Regions from separate parts of the Mus musculus genome. Here region 1 is linked to region 2. Evidence: chromatin loops called from intact Hi-C (ENCODE). Cell type or tissue: heart. All regions are shown on one strand.

Region 1 (5,000 bases), 180 kb before region 2:
CAGCAGGAGTTCTGAAGGAATAGCAGCACCAAGGAGAAGCAGAAACACAGAAGCAAAAGGCTGTCCCCTTCAGCTGAAGAGTTGGATGCAGGTCACAAGGTGTGCTGGCAGCAGCGTTGTTGAGCAAGCAAACACATTCAGAGATGCAGAACCCCAAGAGCAAAGAGACACAACCACAAACGTACTCAGAAGGGAGAAGGAGCTGACTGCGTAAAAGAAATAAACTCAGAATGACTTTCTGGTCCCCTTCTAAAATGCGGCTCACAGATACACCCGCACAATGCTTACTGGGGACTCCAAAGAAATGCACTGAAACCACACTAGCTGTCACACTAGCATTGCCCTCTGTGTGACGATAAAATAGAGACAGGGCATCACTGGCATACCCTTTATTAAGAAAAGCTTCTGTAGGTAACTTGAAGATCTCTGCTTAAGCAAGGGTGAAAACAGGCCAGGAAAATGAACTCACACAAAGAGAGGTTATTATGTAAGAAATGTAATGTGGAATGAAGCCAGGTAAAATGTAAAGTCGAGTACAGAATTGACAGCACATAATTATTAAACATTTTGAGAAATGAGAGTCAAATGATTTAAATATGTAGTATTCCCTCTCTTCTGTAACATCACCTGCTACCGATTTCATCACTTACCTATAAAAGAACAGAGAGAGAGACACAGAGAGGGAGAGGCAGACAGACAGACAGACAGACAGACAGACTTTCCAGTTTACAAAGTTTTGATAGAGTATTTGGTTCTAAGTTGTTCTATTTTCTTATTGGTTATTATTACTAACATTCTACAGTGTCCAGTCTACCTTCTTACCTACTAGCCACCACCTATTTGTTTTTAAAATACAAGTCCCAGAATTAAACTTATATATTAATAAAACTGAGAAATGTTCAATGGAGATACAGAAGCAGATTCACAATAATAACGATAATGATGATGATGATGATGATAAACAAGACTGAAAGGATCATTTTTGTAGGGTAGACAATTCCAGAATGGCTCTTCTTCCAAATACCACGTTAAAGTAACAGTAAGGACGGAGGTTGTTGATGATGGATGTTTGTTTAGAGATGGTATCTTGCTATGTAGCCCAGGCTAGCCTTAAGCTTCAGTTCTTCCCTCCTTGGCATCCTGAGTGCTGAGTAATGCTGGTGTACATAACGTACCCAGTACAGCTGAAATACCCAACGAGAAAGAAAGCAGGAGAAGGGCCACTGGCCGGGAAACCAGAAAAGGAAGAAGAGGCTTATTTGCCAGTTAGAAATACATAACACTTCAGTGTTACAATAACCAAAAGAGCCTCACACTGCAGAACCTGCAAAACAGGCTGGTGGACTGAATATGGCCAAGAAACAATTTGACTATAGTTTGTCATGTGAAGGTAAGACATGAAGGCTGAATTTTAAATCCGTAGAACAAAGAAATCATTATCCAGTAACATAATAATAGTATTTGTCTATGGCTTGTTGAAAAGAATTATTTCCTTTAACCCATGCCTTATTTAAAATCTTTTTTCAGAAAAAGAGACCTCAAAAGATAGATAGATATTATAGTTTACTTGATGCCATAAAGTTATTTTCTAATAGTGTAAAGAAAATCTGAGGTCATCCAGTCTATGCAAAATCGCATTGGGAAAGGCTAAACAATGCCCCCCACAGATATGTGCTACCTAACGCCTGGAAAATGAGCCTTACCTTAATACAAATGATGTGAATAAATTAGTACTCTGGATATGGGAAGGTTATTCTAAACAAACTAGGAGAACTCTGCTTGGAATCACAACGATCTTTTGTAAGAGACAGGAAGCAGGCAGAGAAGTCATGGGATTACAGAGGTCAGGATCAGAGGGATGCAGCCAGGCCAGGACAAGTCAGAAGCCATCAAATGTAGGAAAAAGCAAGAACAGAATCCACACACACACCTGACCCCCCCCCCCCCATCCCCCTCAAGCCTCTGGAGGGAGCTTAGCACTGTCCCTGTCAACGCTTGCTTACCACCCAGTGAAACGGACTGAAGACTTCAGATGTCCAAATTACGAGCAGGTGAACATGTCATCTGACGGCATCAAGTTCACGGTATTCAGTCACAGACTATGAAACCCACCGCAGTGAGAACTGCAGGGATTCCAGTAAGTGTTCCCTCTTACTGGGTGCCAGGCACTACTCCAGGATTTACATATCCAAGACATTTAATTTGTACACAAGGGGGCAGTAGGGAGTAGCTGTGGCTAAGGCTACTGTAACCTGGGTTATATTGCTTTCTCAGTTGTCAAGCAGAGGTGTTGTGGCTTGAACAGGGAAATGTGCCTTCCAGAATCATGCTTTGAACACTCACCCCAGTTTCTGGTGCTACTGAGGAAAAGGGGTGGTGCTGAAGAGCCTTAGGTCCTAAAGTTTAGGAGGTAAGTCCTAGCTGGCTGAAGTAGGCCACTAGAGAGGGGACTCTGAGGGTGTGGTCCCTAGTTCTGGCCACTCTGTTTCCTTGTCTGCCATAATGGGTCTCTGCCACACACCCCCGCTGCCATGAATCCCACCATGCCTTCTCTGCTGTGATGGACTGTACCCTTCCAAACCATAAGCAAAACAAAACAAAACCTTTCATCTAATAAGTTGTTTCTGTCAGAAATTTTGTTAATAAATAATAATAAATAAAATCAGCTAATATGAGACATAATGGTGACACCTACCTCCTGGCGCTGTGGAGAATAAACTGAGGCTAGCTATATAACATGCCTGATTATAGGTTCTCAAGTGAAAAGCAATAACTAGAAAGCCCTTGAATATTCAGCACTCTGGTCTGCCTTCTAGAACTTTCTCTTACCAATTCTCCTTCTTCTCTCTTGATACAAACAAGATTTGAGTCACTCCTAATCACCAAAATATTCCTCAACTATTCGAGAATGCTGATCAAGTCCTCGGGAATGTGAGCTGGTCCAGGCTGAGATGCCTCTGGTCATCATCTTTGGCTCACCTGCATTTCTCCGTACATTCACCAGCTCCCTGGAACACAGACTCCTACATTCTAGATGTGACCACCATGCTTCTACTAAGCATATATACACAAACTACAGCCCTTGGGACAGCCTGATTTGGACAATTCACATGATAAGTGTGCATTTGACATTATGGAAGGATCATAAAAGTATAAACACAGGGGAAAATTGTGACAAATACCGTATGTGACTGGTCAAAACTAAATGTTTGCTGTTTTGTTCTTTGTTCTGGGAAAGCTAGCTATCTCATTCTAGAGACTTCTATATTTCTCTCAGTACAATACACAGTTGCTCAGGTTTTTCTGGGAGTAAGACTACATTGATGTGCATGCTGGCTTTATTTCAAGCCTGCTAAAGTTCCATCAGCATACATTCTTCTCCTCCCATCTTAGTAGTAACTCAGCTATTCACCACCTAAGACTACATTTCTCAGCATTCCTTGTAGGTGTGTCCTGGGGACAGGCTTTAGCTCTGAGTTGCAAGCTCATGTACACTGAGTAGTTTTCTGATCAGTCCTTGAAGGGAAAGATCACACTCTCCCTCCAATTCTCTTTCCTGTTCTCTGGAATGCAGGCTTGGACTTCATGTGGATGAGACTGACTAAGCAGGAAGACAAAGGACCCTGGGTCTGTGGTGCTAACATTCTATACAGTCTTGGTTATCCTCAGTCTCGAAGAAGGAAAGTAATCTTTAGTTTATAAAGTTCTTTCAAGTCCTTGGGACAACAATTGAATCTGGGGATGAAAGCAATACAATTATATTGCTCTTTATATCTGTCTATCTATCTATTGATTGATCAATCTGTTTGGTTTTCTATCTATCTATCTATCTATCTATCTATCTATCTATCTATCTATCTATCTGTAATTACTGCTACTGAGTCACACTCTTTCCTGGTCTACACTCACACCATAACCTTACATTTACTTATCCCACTTACACATTATATTGTAAGAATAAACCCATCATTTTGCCCTGACAACTGGGACCTAATTCTGTTGCCCTAAGTGCGTACTATCCTTTCTAGTTTCATAACGTTCTTCAAAGGGCAGTTCAGTTGCCAGGCTCACTAACCCACTCAGCAGAACAGCTGATTAAGATTGAGTACAATGCAGTGAGGAGGACTGCTGTGTCAGTGTGTGCAGGAAGGAAGTGACAAGTCAAAACCAAGAGGCAAGTGGAGGAGGAGGAGGAGGAGGAGGAGGAGGAGGAGGAGGAGGAGGAGGAGGAGGAGGAGGAGGAGGAGAATGGAGAGGAGGAGGGAGAGGAGGAGGGAGAGGAAGAGGAGGGAGAGGAAGAGGAGGGAGAGGAAGAAGAAGAGCAAACTTTCTATGATCCAGTCTTCACACTGACAGCCTCCTCATTGCTAGCTCATTTATTAAATATTTTGACCATTCAATTGCTTTAGATTGAGTATAGGTTTAGGTTTTGAGGGTAGGCATGTACATATGTGTACATGACATGCATTTGTACAAGTGTGTGTGCACACATGTGTGTGAAGGCCAAAGGACAACTTTGGGTGTCATTGATCAGATGCTGGTACCTGTTTTATGGTCTAGAACTCATTGAGTAGGCTAAGCCTGATTGCCCTAGGGACCCCCTCCCCAGTCTCCTTCTCCCTAGCTCACTGCAATCAAAAGCATCATCAGGACTGTCTTAGTTGGGGTTTCACTGCTGTGAAGAAAAACTATAACTGAGGCAACTCTTATAAGGAACAACATTTAGTTGGAGGTAGTTTACAGTCTCAGAGGTCCAGCCCATTAACATCATGAAGCACTGCAGTGTGCAGGTAGACAAGGTGCTGTAAACAAATGGAGCTGAGAGTTCTGCATCTTGGTCATACTACAGCCAGACTGTCTCTGGCCAGACTTAAGCGTATATGTGAGATCTCAAAGTCCACTTCCTCTAACAAGGCCACACCTCCTCCAACAAGGCCACACCTCCTAATGTTGCCACTTCCCATGGGCAAAGCATATTCAAATCACCACAAGGATCCACC
Region 2 (5,000 bases):
TGTGTGTGTGTGTGTGTGTGTGTGTGTGCGTGTGTGTGTGTAACTGTATGATCCCATTTTAAAGGGTGGGGGCAGTGAGCTGGAGCTCACTGGGGTTAAGAAACCATATCTTCCCAAGGCATGCACACACATGGCTGCTGACTGTGCACCGTAGAAAGGCACAAGGCCAACAGCACACGTGTAAACACAAGCTTTGAGCACCTTCAGCCCAAAGGGAGGCACAATTTTCAGATTTGCTGTCAGGTGGATTTGGTGACAACTCTGGCCATATAGCTATAAATTCCAGAACCAAATCCAATTTCTGAAATACCAAAGGAAAAACTGACCTTCCCGGGTGCCTCCTATACTTATTCTGGCATCACACAAACCTCCCCTTTGAGGGAAGAAAGAGAAGTGGCCCACCAAGAGTCAGCGATGCCCACTCTGCAGAGGAGAAAATGGGTGATCAGAATGCTCGTATCATACAGGAAGTGGCAGCTGATGGTGCCTGGAGGCCCTGGCCAGATTCCCAGTGCAGTGTCCCCTCCCCCGGGGCCCCACGCTGGTGGGCACTTTTCCTTGATACTTCAGGGGGGCAGCTGTGGAATGGAGAGGGTGTGTCTGCTTGTTTGCCCAGTCAAGTCATCCCCCTGTGGCTGGCCAGGAGGAGATGATGGGTACCCGTTTGCCATCTGTTCCCATTCACACACAGCAGCTGCCTCTTTTTCCTCCTCCTGGAGGCATCTCACTGAAGGCAGGACAGAGGTTCATCTCGAGTGCTTACCCTCATCACACGCATGTGCATACACACACCCTTACCCCTCAGAGGAGCCCAAACGAGACACAATGTTGATGGATTTTCACTGGACTCCTTGTGGGACGTGCTGGGAATAAAGCCTAGAGCTCAGGTCCCTGAGGCCAGGCTGTGCTGGTGGAAGTGGCATTTGAAGTGGCCTTTGACTGAGGGATGCAGACCTGGGAGCACAGGGGTGGGGGGTGGGGGGGGAGGGTAGCTTGTCTGGGCTAAAGCACAGCAGGGCTCCAACAGTACCAAGCTTGGGAATTTGTCTGATGACAGTGAGAAGCAGTTTAGGACCTTGAGAGAGCCACTGTGCATGAGGACATTGCAGCAGAGGACGAAGGCAGGGGGTAAGCTATAAGCCGTGAGCATACAGGATAGAAGGCAGTGCTCCAGCTCAGCAGGTACTAAGGGGAGTGTGGGGGAGGAGAATCGGCTGTTCGTGGCAACTTAGAGCAGAGGGAAGAAGGGAGAAGTTCCTTTGAATCTATCTATGTACAGTACACAGCTGCCATGCGCTTATCAGCTTCTCAACACCACTCTGAGGTGAAGTGTTTTGTTCTGACGAAAAGGAAACCGGAGCTCAGGGAAGGCAGTATCTGGCCCACAAAGAATCCTAGAACTGGGCTCCAAAGCCTTCCCACTGCCTTAAACATCACTTGTGCTGGCCACTCCAAATGACAAGGGATCAGTTTCCGCTAGGATGAGAAAGCTTGGGCAGGCACAGGTATTCATCTGCCATTTAGCCCAAAACAACACTACCTGGAAGAGAAGCAAGAGGGTCAACCCAGGCATGTGAGGAGAAAAAACACCTAGAGGAGACTCACAGGGCCTAACTGGGACAGCCCATGGGTATGCAACTTGAGCTGATGTGCCTAAGAGTCTACCTCCACTTTTTCTACCCTCTACCCCATAAGACCTGTCCTATTTCCAGTCCTCTGAGCTTGTGCTTGGATCCCCAGAACATATCAAAGCTGGATGGATGGTTTGGCAGCCTGGGAAGATGGGAGACTGGATCCCCAAGGCAAGCTGCCTAGCGAAACTAGCCATTACTAGTGAATTCTGGTTTCTGACTCAGAACCTGCTTCATTGACCAGATCTCAACCTGGGGCCTCCACAAGGATGTGTGCTCACATTAACATGCATCCACATCTGTGCCTACACAAAATAAACACACACATAAATGGAAAAAGAAATCAGTCAGTACTACTCAGCTTGCACAGTGACAACTACCCAACCATCACACTGTCTCTGTCTCTGTCTCTCTCTGTCTCTCTCTGTCTCTCTCTCTCACACACACACATACACACACACACACAAAGACACACACAGACCATTCCTGCCTCCTGGGCATCACTCAAGCAGTGGAAGGGAAGCTGAGAAATGTCCTTCGACATCGTTAACTTGTCTGGGACAGGAAGTTCCCTCTGACCTTTGGGGTGGGGGGAGCGGAGAGCAGAGAGGTGACATTCCACAACAGGGAGATAGGGACATGGGCAGGATCTAGGGTAGGGTGGGCTGGGGAGAGGGAGGTCAAAGGCTCCTGAGGACTGTTGTGAAAGAGGAAACCAGCCTCTACTGGAAACACAGACCAGAAAGAAGCAGATCTGGGCTGTCTTCCCACTCACAAGGCAGTGACCTTTGGGCTACCACTTCACCCCTCAGAGTGGCAATCCCCGGCAGTAAAAAGCAGATAATGGCACTGACCCCATGAGGTGGCTGGGAGTGCTGAGGCAGATAATGGCTGTCAAGTACGGGCAGGGAGCTGGCAAATGGTAGCAATAATCATAACACACTTGACAGAGCAGTGCATAGACACCCTCCAGGCCCGCTCAGGCTCACAGGCAAGGTGTGCCTGCCGAGCCACACCTGCAGCAAGAATGTCAGCTGAGGGGAGGGGGGGGGGACGGATGGACACATGACACGACGGGACGAGACGAGCTTCATCAGGGTCCAGCCAAGGCAGCAGTGGAGACCCCACATGACGTGTAGGCTGAGAACAGCAAGGGGGTCAGGCATCTCCAGCCATCAGTACTACCACACAGGGGAAGGGAACACAGACAGCGAGGGAAGGAAGGTGCCTCTTCCTCTCTAAGCTCTGGAGTGTGCTAAGGGGTGGCACAGCTCAGAGCTGAAGGAACCCTTCCAGAAAGGAGAGGCATGCAGCAGGCAGGGCTGCCCCCTGGTGATCACAGGCATTCCATGCAGCCTTTGCTTTACTGCTTTTAATGACTTTTAAAAATGATGTGTATGTGCAGGAAGGAGTGCACTGGATGCTCTGGGGTTGGAGCTCCAAGTGGCTGTGAGCCACCCAGCATAGGTACTGGGGAAGGATCTAGGACAAGTCCTCCAGAAGAACAGACCATGGTCCTGGCTCCCGAGCCACCTCGCCACCGCCTTGCCTCTATTTCCTAAGTTCCTCCCTCTACTCAGGGGCAGTCAGGAAGACTTGGAAAAGCACAGCGGTCTGCTGAGAACAGAGGTCACAGGCTATGAGGACTAGCTTTGGAATGCAGCCCTATTGCTGCTGTTATTACCAGCTCTGTCGCCACACCTGGCCCAGATGCTTTGTAAGGGGTTGGGAATAGCACTATCAGGCCCAGGGGGCTGTTCCCTAAGAGTGAATATGATGATCTATACCAAGTATTGGGGAGAACACTAAGTAGCTGGGGTCCACATTTGGGACACTGCCCTGAAATGGAACTGTAATCTGGTTTCGATTGAGCCAGTTGTTTTCCCATGGTGACTTGTCAATTTATCAGACCTAGGGAAAGGGAGAAGTAGTTCAAAAATTTCTCTTGAATTTACTATAAAAGAAACGAACATGCTGCCTATTCTGCTTGGTTGTAGCCTATCCCTACAGAAGAGATTGCAGACTTGCTTCTAAGGGCAGTGCACCCTACACCAGCCAAGAACACACACACAGTGAGATGTCCTGCTCACGCGATATCCCATCTTATACAGGCCCTCTAATGTTTGAAGTCTCTGTTCTCTTGCAGTGTCCGCTGCAGTTGCAGCATCCCTCATGTCTCCAAAGCTGTCCCCTCTTCCACACATAGTGCCACGATACCACTACGCCATCAGGTGACAGCAGATCAAGTTAGTATGTACAAGGGGATGAAGGGCGGTGAGGAGAGGAAAACTTGTGGGCGTTGGTTTTCTCCTTCCAGCACTAGTTAAGGGGTCTGAACTCAGGTCACCGTCAATCCTGGAAGCAAGTGGATTTACCTCGAGCCATCCCTCCTACCTGTGTACGGGAAGTCTGAACTGCTGCCACGTCAATGACTCTCCTCAGATTTCCCCAAGTAGCTGAGAGACTTGGAACAGGTTGCTTCCTTTACTGGGTCTGAATGCTCTCAATAAAATATGCTTGCAATAGTCATTTTTATAAGAAAACGAAGCGTCAAGTTTTGAATGCCCCTTCCATGAAGTCTTACTGAGCTACCATGGTTTGTTCAGGACTTTTTACACAGCTGGTAATGGCCATTTATAAAGAGCAGCCCTCAGAGTTGTATGTTAAAGCTGAGGAAAATATGCACGCCGCAGATTGACTGTGTTTCTGCCTCCACTGACCAGGAGAAGCACACCCTAGTCAGAAACTTGCCAGCAATGGGCAACAGGACACACACACACACACACACACACACACACACTTTCACACATGCTGAGTAGTACTGTCTCCTTGGCTTTGGCAAACCATGGAAGAGTTTTGGAGTCTACTCCACACACAGCCATCCTAAGTCTACAATTAGGTAAAAGGTGGGCGAGCTCTTCTTGTGCAGGTCTCCATGCTTCTTGCCTGGCAACTAAGCCTTTTTGAACCTGTTCCTACCTCAACCCACAACCCTCACTCTAGTCGAGCCTGAGCCAGGGTGTGGAGCAGCAGTGTCAGGGAGATGACCGCTGGCCTCAGGTCCTTTGGAGGGTGACCTGCAATGCCGTCTCTGAAGAGGCTTTCCTAAGCTACTGTTCCTCACCAGGGAAGCTTCCGGGGTGGCCTCCCCGGTCAGGTGCTGCCTGCTCGGCACCCCAGGCAAGTATGTACGCATTAAAGGTGGGAACTATGGCTTCCTCTTCTCTGACTTTCTCTCTGGAGAGCTTGCACAAGTGTCTGCTCAGGAAAGTGAGGTGCAGAAATTAAACAGCTTTAAGTTCAGTGCTAGGGCAGCAATGCCTGGGTCTCAAACTCCCGAGGGCTCCATGGTCTGGCCACTGGCTTCAA

The links. Hi-C counts contacts between places; a loop is a spot of excess contacts. Peaks named below come from ENCODE experiments on the same cell type or tissue, not always from the same donor. Only the 100,000 strongest peaks of a DNase experiment are listed, where the experiment ranks them.
Region 1: it touches region 2 in a loop (2.8-fold over the local background); 10 of 42 quality-filtered maps call a loop at or near these places.

The regions. Positions count from the first base shown.
Region 1 is chr4:119,806,659-119,811,658 of GRCm38, reverse strand. It overlaps a transcript of Hivep3 not described here. Among named protein-coding and RNA genes, the nearest start is that of Hivep3, 5.5 kb to the left of the region's middle. In heart, a CTCF peak has its summit at 2,210 (motif pointing right); no DNase peak of the experiment used is centred here.
Region 2 is chr4:119,629,166-119,634,165 of GRCm38, reverse strand. No RefSeq gene overlaps it. Among named protein-coding and RNA genes, the nearest start is that of Guca2a, 6.1 kb to the left of the region's middle. In heart, a CTCF peak has its summit at 2,968 (motif pointing left); a DNase peak (open chromatin) is centred at 2,915; H3K4me3 peaks cover 463 bases; H3K27ac peaks cover 3,354 bases.